Linked DNA regions of Homo sapiens: regions 2 and 3 are each linked to region 1. Evidence: chromatin contacts called from ENCODE Hi-C or POLR2A ChIA-PET data. All regions are on one chromosome and are shown on one strand. The core of a region is the stretch at or near the end of the contact, and the rest is flanking DNA. Distances in the headings are between cores, read along the strand shown.

Region 1 (4,720 bases), core at 1,574-4,073:
AGTAATGCCACATTACCCCGGAGGGGCGGGCAGCGCGGGGGTCAGGGAGCTGCCAAAGCCAGCCCTCCTACTGGCCAGCACGCACATTCCAGGGGATAAATAGGATTAAGTGCTCTAAAGAGGATTCCCAGCCCTCCTGCAAAGGAGGTTCAAACACTCTGGTCTAGTTCTGAACAAAAATAAGCCCCAGAGAAGGAGAAAGTGCCTGTTTAAACACCAGGTGGCCCTACCCCAAGCCTCTGCTCTTCCTCTTACCCCCATCTCCGGGTGGCTGGGGAGAGCCCTTTTCCGCAGGCAAGTGTGCGCACTGGATCCAAGTCCGTGAGAGTAGGTTCAACCCACCCTCTTTGGTTTCCTAAATAGGGTCAGCCCCTGAGCGGCAGTGGGAGGTCATGACCTCAAATCTCTTCTAGCTGCTCTTGGGGACGAATGGATAAACTCTGCTAGGAAGGGCTGTAGCGCGTCTTAGAGAAAGCCCTTTGTATGAACTGCTCTCGGGACACTCTCCTAAATTTAGGCCCTGAAAGATTAAGGTAATAAAAGCTGCTGACATTTGATTGCAATTTTTCTTGTCCGGGAAACAGACCAACCACATAGAACCAAACAGCGTCCCTCTCCAAACTTCACTCCACCCCACCCACCTTTTCAAACTGTCCCACGCAGAAAGGGGGCGACGCTGGCAGGGGTGGGCACCGAACTCGGACTCCCTGTAAAGACGCCCCAACAGCACATGTGTTAACTCATTAACTCGGAGGGATCTAGGGTCACTGTGACGGTTTTCTATTAATAGGGAATAAAGCTCCTGCAGACGTTAGCGGTAATGCCCTGACGGCCGGCGCAAAGTTAACTCCTCCCGGGCCAGCAAGAGGAAACCGTGTCCTGCCCAGGCAGATGTGCACTGGAAACGCGCGTGTACCCATGCACACACGGGGTTTTAGGACCACTCCCCTTGCACAGGCCAGACCCCACACCCATCCCGAGTCTTTTCTCAGGGGAGGGAGCGGCAGCAGCAGGCGGCCGTCGGGTGTCCGTCAGCTCAGCTTCGCCACGCACACGGCTAGGGCCACAGCCGCCAGCAGCACGGCGCCGAAAAGGATGGCGGCCAGGGCCTTCCTGGGGTCGCAACCCCCCCCGCGCTCCTGCAAGGACACGACCGAGGAGGGGCCGGCGCTGACCGTGGACAGGAGCTCGGCGCCCGCCGCCTGCCGGGCTTGCACGGTCCAGCGGGGCACGTTGACCTTCATCTCCATGTTGTCGATCATCTCGCCCACCTGAAGGACCTCGCGCTCCAGCTCCCGCAGGTCCGCGACGTCGAAGTCGCCCTCCGCCTCGAGCCGCAGGCTGCGGGTGCTCAGCGCGCGCGCCGCCACGCCGGAGGAGGCGCCAGCCACACCTGTGCGCACCAGCGGCCGCCGCGGCGCGTGCAGCGGGAACGCGGCGCCCAGCTCCAGCGCGCGTCGCATGTCCGCTTCCAGCAGGTCCAGGCAGCCCGAGAAGGCCACCCAGAGCCGCTCGAACTCGGCGCGCTCGTCGGCGGCCAGGCCCCGGTCGCGCAGCACAGCAGTCAGCCGGGCGCAGGTGGACACCGCCAGCTCCTGCGCCTTCTGGCGCGTCTTTTGCAGCTCCTGCCGCAGGTTCTGCGAGTCCGCCGAGCCACCGACGGTCAGCACCAGGTGGTGGTAGCACGCAGTCGTCTTGTTGAGCCCGTCCAGCAGCGCCTTGCACTCCTCCCTCGCCATCGCGGTGGGCTCCGGCTGGGCCCGGCCGCCCGCGCCCGTTAGCCTCCCCCTCAGCGCGGCAGGATGTGGCTAACCCCCATCCCGGCCTTGGGCCGCGCGGCACGAACGCTCTTCATGGTCCGTGACTCGCTCGGCGCTACCGCCAACGTCCACGGAGCCCGCCCGGGACCCTCGACGTGCGCCTCTGCGGACGGGGCGCGCAGAGGGAGCCCCGTTAGCGGTCCCCCGCTCCCTCGTCCATCCTCCCCAGGCGCACTCCGAGTCACACGTCGTGTCTCTGCACCGCCCTGGCCTCCACGGTGGCTCCCTGCGAAGCTGAGGGTGCGGTCCCCATCCTCCGTGGGTGCCAACTCCGGGGCAAGCAGGCTGCAGAGCCGCGCGCTCCGCCTTAGGCGCTGCCAAGGGCGGCCGGGTAGGGTTTCCTAGGACCCGCCCACCCCGCTCGTCCCGGCCGGAGCTGCCACCCCCTGGATCAGTGGTAGGCGGGGCTCCACGCGGGGAGGTCACGTGTGGGTGGCCCATCCCTCCCTCCCCTTCGCCCCATCCGAGTTCTGGAATGTTAGCGCTCGGGAGATCCAACCCGTTCTATTTTACGGATGGGGAAACTGAGGCCCAGGTAAAAAGCGGGCCAGGCTCCCGCGGAGTTTTTGCCTGTGATGGGACTAGAACCCAGCTATACTGACTCCCGGACCCTGTCGGCGACAGGACGTCGGGTGCCCCGCAGGACTGGGCACCTCCGTGCCCCAAAGCGAGCAGTGACTGGCAATCCGAGGGGCTGGGCGCCGCCGGGGTCAGGTGTCCCTGCCGCGTTGCGCTCACGTTGGTCGGTGCTTCCAAGCGCTAACCCCACCTCTAGTGTCAGCCCGGCTCCCAGCCCCGCCCCTCACGTTCTGGGCACGCGCAGTTGCGGGCGTGGGGCGGGGCCAGCTGGAGTAGGAAGCGTAGGGAGCCGCCTGAGCCCCGCCCCCGGCTGGGCTGGACTCCATGATTGCTCTGCGTACACGTCACTCTGGGAAACGACGGTTTCTCATTGGGTCAGCTGTGGCGCGGCTCCGCCCCACGGCGGAGTAAGGGGTGGGCTATAGGGCCAGATCGCCGCGCGAGGGTGGTGGGCATCGAGGTCCCAGCAGCGGACGAGGGAGGTGCCGCCGTCGCCCAGGATGGGCTGGGAATGAAGCGATGTAGCCTTTTAAGTAAGTGTCCTCGCGCTGGCCTCCTCCTGCGCCTCCCCTCCCGCGGGATGGCTGCGCCTCGGGGCGCGGCGGCCGGGCGGGGCCCGGAGAGTGAGGGGGGAGGGGCTCCCTGCTCTCCGGAGTCCGCTCCCGGGTCCGCCAGGTGGCCCCGCGCCGCCCCAGCCCCCGCGTCCCCAGGTGGGTGCCCGGTGCGCAGCCGGCGCGCCCTGCCCACTCCGCCCCTCGGGTCTGGAGGAGGGGAGCGGTCGGCGCGGAGAATGCACCCTCCGAGCCTCGCTGCGTCGACACCGGCGGGTGTGGCCGGGGTGCCGGGTCCGGCGGTTCGGATCTGGCGGGGCGCGGGGCGGTCGCCGCGCGGTTTCCCGGAGGCCTAGGGTCTGCTGGAGGGGAGCGGCGGGTGGGGGTCCGAGCCGCGCGCGCAGCGGTTGTGGTTTCCGGGGGGTGATGAGGGCGCGGAGCGGGGAATCCCTGGCTGCCGGCCTCTCGCAGGGCGGGGGGGTCTCTGCATTCCCACAGGTAAAGATTGTTAAAGGAAAACTCTTAAGCACCGAGAGATGTTCCGGATTCTGAGTCTGTTCCGTCTTGTGGTTGAAAATGGACTGCCCAGGAGCACACGAGCCACGCGGTGCCCCCTTGGCTGCCCCACGAGGTGCAGGGGACGTGGGCACTCGCGGCCTGTGCTGGGCGAGGGAGCAAGGGACGGGTCTTCGCTGAGGATTTAGAGCATGCAGGGAACGAGGGCTGCTGGCAGTGCTGGAGGGACTGTGAGGCTGCAGAGAGCTCAGATTTTACAAGTTGATGGGTTTCATGGATAGAGGCCCCTATTTTGATTAAAAAATGCACTCTTCCCACTGGCCGAAGAGTAGAGCAGTGGATATTTTTTTTCTTTTCTTTCTTTTCGTTTTTTTCTTTTTGAGACAGGGTCTGGCTCTGTTGGCTAGTCTGGAGTGCAGTGATGCCATCATAGCTCATTGCAGCCTCAAACTCCTGGACTCAAGCAATCCTTTCACCTCAGCCTCTGTAGTAGCTGGGACTACAGGCGCATGCCACTATGCACGGCTAATTTTTAATTTTTTTTTTTTTTTTTTGTAGAGATGGAGTCTAGCAGGTTGCCTAGGCTGGTCTTGAACTCCTGGACTCAAGCCATGCTCTCGTCTTGGCCTCCCAAGGTGTTGGGATTACAGGCACTAGCCACCACGTTTTGCTGAGCAGTAGCTGTTACGTTTCGAGATCAGCCTGGCATGAGGACTGGTGTTGAGGTGGCCTAAGGGTCCGGTGTACTGAGCCCCGGGGCCTGCTGTCACCCAGGGGTCCGTCCTTTAACTGGGTGAGCAGTAGGCTGGGTGTTTGCTGCCAGGGCTTGGGTACTCCTGGCCTTGACCATTGTGTGGAAGGGGGGTTCTCAGCCACCCACACGCTACATAGGGTCGTTCCCAGGGGGATAGTAGTTTTCAGGACAAAATGGGTGGAAAGAGGGAAAATACTCTTTCCCTTCGGGGGAAGCTTTGGAGACAGCAGAGGGTGAGGAAGCTGCAAAGGTGGCCAGAGGCCAGATGTGCCAGGTCCTGAGCACCTAGCAGAGAAGTTGAGGGCTCACCTGGTGGGGAGTGCAGGGGAATCCTTTGAGGAATCCTGCAGAGCTCGGCGCTGGAAAGATCGCTTTGTTGTGTTGCTGGTGGACAGGCGTGAGTGAAATCCAGGGGGCAGATCCAGGAGGCACAGCCCGTAGGCCTTGGAAGGAGGGGATGCAGGATGGGAGCAGGAGCAGAGACTTCTTCTGACCAGCCA
Region 2 (4,720 bases), core at 928-3,427, 3.5 Mb after region 1:
TGTCTTTGGGCATGTCATTTGTCTTCTCTGAGTCTTAGTTTCTTCATCTAGAAAATAGAAAGTTATTATTATTGCAGATATTTACATACTGTGTGCCAGGCACAGTTCTAGGCATTTTACATGTATTAATCCATCTCATCCTTAAAATAACTCTCTAGGGTAGATCCTGTTATTATCTCTGTTTTACAAGAGAAAGACGGAGGCACACACAGAGATTAAATAACTTGCCCTAGGGCACAGCTAGTGAGTGGTGAAACTAAAATTGAACCCAGGAGGTCTGGAGATAATTCCTATTCTGTTCACCCAACTGGGACATTGTGAAGGTTTTGTGAAGGATCATTCATTCATTCATTCATTTTTCATTTCCTTACCAACTCAGAGGGAATTGTGATATTATTTCTTGTGAAGCACTCAAACCATGCATGCTGTGTGACAACTTCTCTGGAAATGTCTTTTATCCTAAGGTTGTTGCCAAGGGAGAGCACTGAGCCAGCTGTGTGATGAGCCTGGCTAGGGTGGCCCCTGAGGAGGCAGCCTCCAATCTTGAGAGTACAATATAGTCCCTTGGGCTATAAGGCTGGTCAAAGCCTAGGCCCTAAGGGGAGTCATAGGAAGGTCAAAGGGGAAACCTGTCAGTACACTTTGGACCTGGCATGAGGAATAACAACGAGTCAGCAAGGATCAAGGGAAGGCTTCTTAGAGGAGGTGGCATCTCAGATAAAAACACCACTAGCAAATCCTCACTTGGTGCTGCCTGTGTGCTGGGCCTGCTTGTAGATGCTTTACACGTTTTAGTTCATTTACTCCTCCCAGTAACTTTACAACACACATGGCATCATTACTGCCCCCATTTGGCAGGTGAGGAAACTGAGGCACAGAGAGGTGAGGGAACTTGCCCAGATCACAGAGCCCATGCACAGCACAGAGCCAATTCTGTGCACTGCTTATATTAACATTTACTTAATATTTAAATTATTTTTGACCTAAATGAAAAACTTTATCTCAGTATAGTACAGAATAGAAAACCAGTATGGATAGAAAATCAATACTATGAACCATATAATGAAATCACTCTAGACTCAGTTCTCTGCTAAGAGCTTCTAACTCAAGATCTTTTCTGTTAAAAGTGGGAGATAAGTGTAGAGAGGAATTAAAGATATATTAGGATCAAACTGAGGCCAAGTGAATTTGCTCATGCCTATAATCCCAGTACTTTGGGAGGGGGAGACAGGACTCCTTGAGGCCAGAAGTTCGAGACTGGAGTGGGCAATATAGTGAGACCTCATCTCTACTTTTTTTTTTTTTTAATTAAAGATGTATTAGCACCAAACTGAGACTTTCTCATTGGTGCAATCAGGATTGAAAAACAAAACAAAAGAAAACAAAACTTTCTCACTATGTGATGGAACATGAATGAGCGAGCTCTGTGCATCCTCTAAAATTCTAAAATCCTACTTTGGGAAACAGTGGTGGCACTGAAGAGCATAGACTCAGGAGACAGATTACCCTGCTTCACATCTTGCTGGCTATCCAGTTCCTGGAAAAGAATCTCTCTAAACCTCGGTTTCTTCATGGGTAAAATGCTGATAGTAATAGCTCTGACTTCATAGAGACCTTGATAACAAATGAAAGAACGTAGGTATAATAAAACGCAAAACCAAATACACAGTGAATACTTAATAAACATAATCCATTAGCATTATCGAGCTTTGCACAGATGCCTCTGGCCTTTTTGTTGTTGTTGTTGTTAGATGAAGATAATAAAAATCATCATAGTAAACACATAGCGATTACTATGTGCTGGACTTCGTCGTAGTTGAGATATATTACCATCCTAAGTTAAACTATAATCGTTTATTGTTATCTCTAGGTCTTCCTAGATGAAATTTTTACCCTAAAGGATCGTAAAGTCGGCCCACCGGACGTCAGTGGGGTCCCCTGTTCAGCCCTCTCGTTCTTCTGGGGATCTCTCGGGACACTGACGAGGTGGCACCGGGACCTACAGGTGGGCCGCAAGCCCCGCCCCCAGCGACGGCTTGTAGCCCCGTCCCCCGACGCAGCGCCTCTCCAAGTTTGCCCCGCCCTGCAGGACTGCAGAATTTCCTTTCCGGCGGCGCGCTGTCGTCACGCGTCCCGCGCCTCCTCGCGCCTGCGCCGTGGTTGGAAGGTCGTCCCTGTGACCGGCTTGGCGGTTGGAGCGGCTGTCGCCATGTTGTCGGTAGCATCCCGCTCAGGCCCGTTCGCGCCCGTCCTGTCGGCCACGTCCCGCGGGGTGGCGGGCGCGCTGCGGCCCTTGGTGCAGGCCACGGTGCCCGCCACCCCGGAGCAGCCTGTGTTGGACCTGAAGCGGCCCTTCCTCAGCCGGGAGTCGCTGAGCGGCCAGGCCGTGCGCCGGCCTTTGGTCGCCTCCGTGGGCCTCAATGGTGAGCCGGGGCGAGGGCCGCGAGCAGGGCTGGGGGTCTCTCGGTGCCCGCTCCTCCGGCCCCCAGCAGGGAGCGGCCGCGGGCGCGCGAGCGGAGCCTGAATCAGGTCGGGCTGGGCGGCCTCCGCAACTCTGGGCCTGGCCCCCGGGCTCGGGGCGTCTTTCTGGTGGCCGGCCTGGACTCGCGTCCGCCGGCTTCGCCTGGTTCCTCCTCGGCCGAGTTCACGAGCTCTGTAGTCCCGCTGTTCCAGCCACCTCTGAGGGGTTTTGTTGCTTGCAGGTCGTTTGACCTTGGGCGAGTTTCTAAACGTACTTCCTGTGAAATGGATTCATATCTTTATCAATTTTGTAGGGGTGTCGTGAGGCTTAGGTGGAGGAATTCTACGTAAAGCCGTTAGCACAGTTTGGGCACTTACATGCTTAAGAAATGGAAACTTACTAATATTTGGGAAGTTGGTCTTCTCACCACTACCGATCCCTTCATGTCCTTCCCCTTCATCACCCCCCCACCAAAAAAAAAACAAAAAAAACATACACAAGGTCAGTTACAGTGTAGTGTCACAACATAATCAGTCGTCAAGGACGGGCAGAGATTGACGACATTTACATTTTACAGATGAGAAAACAGACGAGGTAGAATGACTCGCACCAGGATCCGTGGTGTGGACATGTGGTAGCAGGGATTTGACAAGACGAATTGTCGTAGCCACTGAGCTCTTCGCAGGGGCTATTCCACACCCTCTGTCCTTAGATCCCCGTTTATCTTCTTTGCCTCGCCTTCCATCTTTACTTGGCCCTGTATCGGAGATAGAGAAATGGCAGCCTGTGGGCAGTGTGTCTGCAGGCTGTGTAGTTTTCAAAAAAACTGGGAAGACTAATGGCATCTCTTAAAATGCTGGAAGCCGGTAATACTGGGATCTAGTTTCTACTTGGGAAAATTCCATAGTGTGCTGTGTAGTGGCCGCCCCCGCAGTTGGAGCAAGTGGTCTTCTCCAGTTTGTCACAGTCTTTACCAGGTCTGCGTGTTTCATTCTGTTACCAGCCTGGCTCCACTGATAGCTGTTTGTGACTCTTCCCCTACACGCTAACCAAATTGCCCGCCACTTTTCTTTTTACTCTGTCTTCATTCACCCTGGGCTCTGCACTTTCTTCATGGTCCTTCCACTAAGTTGCTACATGTCCATATGTTTTCCTTACCCATCTTTTCAATCTCAGTTAAGGATCAGGTGAATAAAGTTTTTATTTGCTGATTTGTCTGTCTCTGTAGCACATACACTTTACACTCTGTATTGTGTTTATTGGTAACTCCTCCACCCTTGGGCTTAAGGGCATAGAGAAGGTAATATCTTCTTTATTTTTCTATCTTTCACAACGTCGGATTTTGTATACAGTTAGTGCAAAGTATTTGTGAATGAATATTTGTTAAGGAGCATCAGTGGGTTTTGAAGAAACTGTCCATGGCAGGTGTAGAGTACCCTAGCCCATCCTTGGGACCTGGAGGTGAGAAGGAAGGAAGGAGAACATTTCAATAGCAAAAGAAAAGCATCTTTGGAATTCGTCGTGTTGCTAAAGTTTCTTCAAAAAATTGGAGGCTTACATTTCTCTGATGGCCAGTGATGCTGAGCATTTTTTCATGTGTTTTTTGGCTGCATAAATGTCTTCTTTTGAGAAGTGTCTGTTCATGTCCTTCGCCCACTTTTTGATGGGGTTGTTTGTTTTTTTCTTGTAAATTTGTTTGAGTTCATTGTAGATTCTGGATATTAGCCCTTTGTCAGATGAGTAGGTTGCAAAAATTTTCTCCCAATTTTTAGGTTGCCTGTAAACCACAATGAGATACCATCTCACACCAGTTAGAATGGCAGTCATTAAAAAGTCAGGAAACAACAGGTGCTGGAGAGGATGTGGAGAAATAGGAACACTTTTACACTGTTGGTGGGACTGTAAACTAGTTCAACCATTGTGGAAGTCAGTGTGGAGATTCCTCAGGGATCTAGAACTAGAAATACCATTTGACCCAGCCATCCCATTACTGGGTATATACCCAAAAGACTATAAATCATGCTGCTATAAAGACACATTTACATGTATGTTTATTGGGGCACTATTCACAATAGCAAAGACTTGGAACCAATCCAAATGTCCAACAATGATAGACCGGATTAAGAAAATGTGGCACATATACACCGTGGAATACTATGCAGCCATAAAAAATGATGAGTTCATGTCCTTTGTAGGGACATGGATGAAATTGGAAATCATCATTCTAAGTAAACTGTCGCAAGGACAAAAAACAAACAC
Region 3 (4,720 bases), core at 653-3,152, 3.4 Mb before region 1:
ATTTATTTATTTATTTATTTTGAGACAGAGTCTCACTCTGTCGCCCAGGCTGGAGTGCAGTGGCATGACCTCAGCTCACTGCAACCTCCGCCTCCCAGGTTCAAGCGATTTCTCCCGCCTCAGCCTCCTGAGTAGCTGGGATTACAGGCGCGCGCTAGCATGCCGGGCTAATTTTTCTACTTTTTGTAGAGACGGGTTTCACCATGTTGGCCAGGCTGGTCTTGAACTGATCTCAGGTGAACAGCCCACCTTGGCCTCCCAAAGTGCTGGGATTACAGACGTGAGCTACCGCGCCCTACCAGTAGTATGGTTCTTATCATCTCCATTTTATAAAAACAGATTTTGTGCCTACACAGCTGGAAAACAATTTTTTTAATTGCCGCTGTGCTAATGGAATTCCTTCTACCTACTGTGAAATCATTTCTTTCCATTTTTCTGTCTCAGGATTTAGGGAACTGTTCTGTACGCCCTCCTCCCCAGGCAGCACTGCAGAGATTTTATAAATAACTTCTCACGTCTTTCTCATAGTTTTGAGTGACAATATGGATTAAGAATCCCACCTTGGTGAGGAAAAAGGATAGAGATCGCAGAAGGTGAGAGAAGGCGGGGTAGAAGCGAGGAAGAGTTGGGGCAGGTAACACTCTGGACCGAACCCTCGAAGGGACCTTAATGACTCAGCGGGGGCCAGGGCAGTGAGGCTGCAGTGAGCTATGATCGTGACGTCTAAAGGCGATAGAACGGGGGTTAAAATATAGCAGGACTAGGCTGTGATTTACAGAAGCAAAATGCATTTCCACGGGTGGGAACCAGCGAGGAACCCCCGAATTGCTCCAACGCTGAGGGTGGAGCCGGGAAAGCAGCGAGGAGAAAGTGGGAGGGGCCGTGGCTAAAGGGGCGGGGGTTAGGGGACGAGGCATGGCAGGGAACAACCTGAGGGGACTGGCCGGGGGCTGATGTCGGGGCCACAGTTCTCAGGACGGGACTAGGGGAAACCTAGGAAGCCTGGAACTGGGGTAGACATGGCGAGCAGCTTCTCACCCGGTTCTGCACCGTCTCCTCGGAGGCCGTCGAGAGTCGCGTCCGCCGCCGTAGGCAGATTGGTGGGGCGGGGGGCGGGGAGGACTGGCCCCTCCGCGCCGGAACTCCCGCCATGACAGAGGGCAGCTTCTCCCCTGCATCGTTCCGCGCATAGCCTCCGGACCCTACGGCCGCCATCGTCACGCCGGAGGCGGGCGACCGTTACATCCCCTAACCGCCGCTGCCGCCACCGCCACGACCCACTGGAACAGCGAACAGCCGCGGGAAAGCCGGCGCCACCGCCTATTGGACGCGACGGGCCCGGCCTAGCCAATCGCAGGGATGCCGGGCGGCGCTTAGAACCAATGGGGGCGAAGAGGCGGAGCGAGTGCCTGGCGGGGCGGGGCCACAGCCAGTGTACTGGATGCCTGATTAAGCGTCATGGGGTCTTTCATCCAGACTGCGTTTTCATTATTCGCTGAAACATACAGGTTTTAATTTTTACGAGGCTAAGGCCACGGCCGCCTCACCTCGGTTTTTGCCGCCACCTAGAGGAACTATGTGCGCCCCAACGGTTGCCCGGATGTAGGCGTAGGGTGGAGCCGTAAGAGATTGACTAGCCAGTTGATTTGGTTGGCGCAGGCTCAGAAACGCCGTGACGCCGCCCTTCCCCCCAACACGTGATGAAAGTCGGGGTGACGAAGGGCCGGCTTTGCGCAGGTGCACAGTACTCGCTATGGCCCATTCGTCACGTGACGAGGGCGGGACTGTGGCACTGTGGAGGGGCGCCTAGTAGGCAGGCGCTCTCAGCTCTCTCCCCGGTACGTGACGAGACTCCACGGACGTCACGTGAGGCAGGCGGCGAGCGCGGGTGGGGCGGGGTTAGGCGGCGCTCCGCGAGAACCAAAGTGCAGCCGCTGACCCGGCAAAACTCAGCGGGGGCTGGATAGCCATGCCCAAGTACTGCAGGGCGCCGAACTGCTCCAACACTGCGGGCCGCCTGGGTGCAGACAACCGCCCTGTGAGCTTCTACAAGTGAGCGCAGCGCGGGGCGGGGCTTGAGGGAGGCGGGACCCTGAGAGGGGTGGGGCCCGAGCATTAGTGCTGCTGTGCGGGGCTTCTGGTCTTGCTTGAGGGTGTTAGGAAGTGGGGTTAAACCATGAGGAGATGGCCTTCCTGGCAGTGTCCATTGCACATACAAAGGTGCAGGCGTGGGAAACAGGAGTAGACGATTGACTACAGATAGCGAGCGAAGCGAGCCGAAGAGTGAAAGGGATGTAAGAAGTGAAGTCGGTGCAGGCTGTTAGAGAGCCTGCAGATGCCCACTTGCCCTCCCCACGCATTTGAGCCATCTGAAACTCAGAGCATCCGAAACTGAGCTTGCGATCGTGTCTCCCCAAAACCTTCCAGTCTGTCTTATCTTAGTAGCGTGCTTCATTCTTCTTGTTGCTTAGGTTTAAAAAATGTCATCCTTACCTCTTTCGTCATACTTGGGAAAGTCAGAATTAGCTTCGACTGTAAAAGATCTGTCTCCTTATTTATCTGGCTGACATAAGCCAGTTGGTGGAAGAATTACTAGGAAAAAACATTTCTTTGCTTTTTTTTTTTTTTTTTTTTGAGACAAGATCGCTTTGTCGCCCAGGCTGGAATGCAGTGGAACGATCACAGCTCACTGCAACCTCGACCTCCCGGGCTCAAGTGATCCTCCCACCTCACCCTACCAAGTAGCTGGGACCAGAGGCACGCGCCACCATGCCTGGATAATTTAAATTTTTTTTTTTTTTTTTTTTTTTTTTTTTTTTTGCCAGGCTTGGTGGCTCACGCCTGTAATCCCAGCACTTTGGGAGGCCGAGGCGGGCAGATCACCTGAGGTCAGGAGTTCGAGACCAGCCTGGCCAACATGGTGAAACCCCGTGTCTACTAAAAATACAAAAATTAGATGGGCGTGGTGGCTCATGCGTGTAATTCCAGCTACTCCGTGGGCTGAGGCAGGAGAATCGCATGAATCCAGAAGGCAGAGGTTGCAGTGAGCCAAGATGAGGCCACTGCAATCCAGCGTGGGCAACAAGAGTGAGACTCCGTCTCAAAAAAAAAAATTTTGTTTTTAAAGAGAGAGATGGGATCACCCTATGTTGTCCAGTCTAGTCTCAAACTCCTGGGCACAAGCAGTCCTCCTGCCTCGGCCTCCCAAAGTGCTTGGATTACAGGCGTGAGCCACTGCACCCAGCCAGGAAAAAATATTTCTCTTGGACATACTGCAGATGTAAAGTGGCAGAATTCCCATCCTTTGAGTGTCTACTGCTTTCTTAGTAGGAAACTTTGGTTGTCTAAAGTCAGAGATGATCACAAACTTTGCTGTTTGAAATCACATCAAGTAAGAATGAAACATCTCACTTTTGCTTGGAGGAGCTAAGTCACTTTGACACAGAAAAGCAGTCCCTATTTACAATCCAGGTTTGGAGCTTCAGATAAGGACACAATATTCTACATCTATGTAAACTTTATTGCATCTGAGAAGACAAACCCTGGGCCCACTTCACCATCCGGACCTGATATTGATCCCTTTACACACAGTTCTGATTTGCTTTGAGGCAATCTGAACACTGCTTAGTTTACATTTCACCTAAAAAATAACTCTGTTTGTTGAGACTCCCTCACAAAACAAAGGCCCATAGGGCCTATGGCAGTGGTCCCCAACCCTTATGGCACCAGGGACTGGTTTTGTGGAAGACAGTTTTTCCACGGATGGGATAGGGTTGGGGGAATGGTTTTGGGATGAAACGCTTCAGATCATCAGGCATTAGATTCTCATAAAAAGCGGGCAACTGGCCAGGCACAGTGGCTCATGCCTGTAATCCCAGCACTTTGGGAGGCCAAGGCGGGCAGATCACGAGGTCAGGAGATCGAGACCATCCTGGCCAACATGGCGAAACCTTGTCTCTACTAAAAATACAAAAATTAGCTAGGTGTGGTGGCACATGCCTGTAATCCCAGCTACTTGGGAGGCTGAGGCAGGAGGATCACTTGAACCCAGGAGGCAGAGGTTGCAGTGAGCCGAGATTGCGCCACTGCACTCCAGCCTGGCGACAGAGTGAGACTTCATCTAAAAAAAAAACCAAAAAACCCAAAAAACAAACAAACAAAAAAAAAATGGAGGGCAACCTAGATCTCTCACATGCACAGTTCAGAATAGGATTCACACTCTTGTGAGAATCTAATGCTGCTGCTGCTCTGACAGGAGGCGGAACTCAGGTGGTAATGCGAGCAGTGGGGAGTGGCTGTAAATACAGATGAAGCTTCTCTCACTCGCTCACCTGCCTGCCACTCACCTCCTGCTGTGTGGCCCTATTCCTAACAGGCCATAGACTGGTACCCGTCTGTAGCCTGGGAGTTGGGGACCCCTGGCCTATGGTATCTCTAGTGTGCAGACTCTCCCATTGCCATTGTAAATAAATCTGACAGTGCTGGACTACAGGTTTGTCCCTGGTGGTCTTAGCCTAAGTGGGCTAGGACACATTCCTCATCCAGTCCCTCAGCAAATCCAGTTGGCTCTCCCTTTACAAACTGTCCAGAATTTGATCACTTCTAACCCTCTCCTCTTCCTGCATCCTGCTCCTGGCAATTATCACCTCCAGACTGGACTATTTTAGCAGCCTCTTCATTGGTCTCCCTGCTCCCACCGTCACCCCCAGTCTGTTCCCTG

What was found. A loop is a pair of places that touch in the nucleus more often than their neighbours do. ChIA-PET counts read pairs that join two places held with the same protein, here RNA polymerase II (POLR2A). Pooled maps may share reads with other maps.
Region 2: a loop to region 1 is called in a pooled map, with 26 times the contacts of the local background. The contact joins the promoter of UQCRFS1 here to the promoter of ANKRD27 in region 1. A Hi-C loop is called at or near these places in 11 of 50 pooled maps.
Region 3: a map with no recorded cell type shows a loop between it and region 1 (13-fold over the local background). The contact joins the promoter of THAP8 here to the promoter of ANKRD27 in region 1. A Hi-C loop is called at or near these places in 1 of 37 single-sample maps with no recorded cell type and 1 of 50 pooled maps. POLR2A ChIA-PET finds 5 or more read pairs at or near these places in 1 of 52 experiments (HepG2).

The regions. Positions count from the first base shown.
Region 1 is chr19:32,673,283-32,678,002 of GRCh38, reverse strand. It overlaps ANKRD27 (ankyrin repeat domain 27), which reads left to right and starts at 2,823. Exons shown (of 29, transcript NM_032139.3): 1 at 2,823-2,932. It overlaps RGS9BP (regulator of G protein signaling 9 binding protein), which reads right to left and starts at 2,155. Exons shown (of 1, transcript NM_207391.3): 1 at 1-2,155. The coding sequence starts at 1,739. The coding sequence ends at 1,032. RefSeq lists enhancers at 1,459-1,508, 2,279-2,388, 2,276-2,895 and silencers at 1,909-1,968, 2,539-3,268, 3,289-3,338.
Region 2 is chr19:29,210,608-29,215,327 of GRCh38, reverse strand. It overlaps UQCRFS1 (ubiquinol-cytochrome c reductase, Rieske iron-sulfur polypeptide 1), which reads left to right and starts at 2,177. Exons shown (of 2, transcript NM_006003.3): 1 at 2,177-2,423. The coding sequence starts at 2,210. It overlaps UQCRFS1-DT (UQCRFS1 divergent transcript), which reads right to left and starts at 2,075. Exons shown (of 2, transcript NR_184022.1): 1 at 1,920-2,075; 2 at 1-47. RefSeq lists an enhancer at 1,994-2,233 and a silencer at 2,274-2,583.
Region 3 is chr19:36,051,467-36,056,186 of GRCh38, reverse strand. THAP8 (THAP domain containing 8) reads left to right here and starts at 1,902. Exons shown (of 4, transcript NM_152658.3): 1 at 1,902-2,052. The coding sequence starts at 1,970. It overlaps WDR62 (WD repeat domain 62), which reads right to left and starts at 1,290. Exons shown (of 32, transcript NM_001083961.2): 1 at 1,039-1,290. The coding sequence starts at 1,215.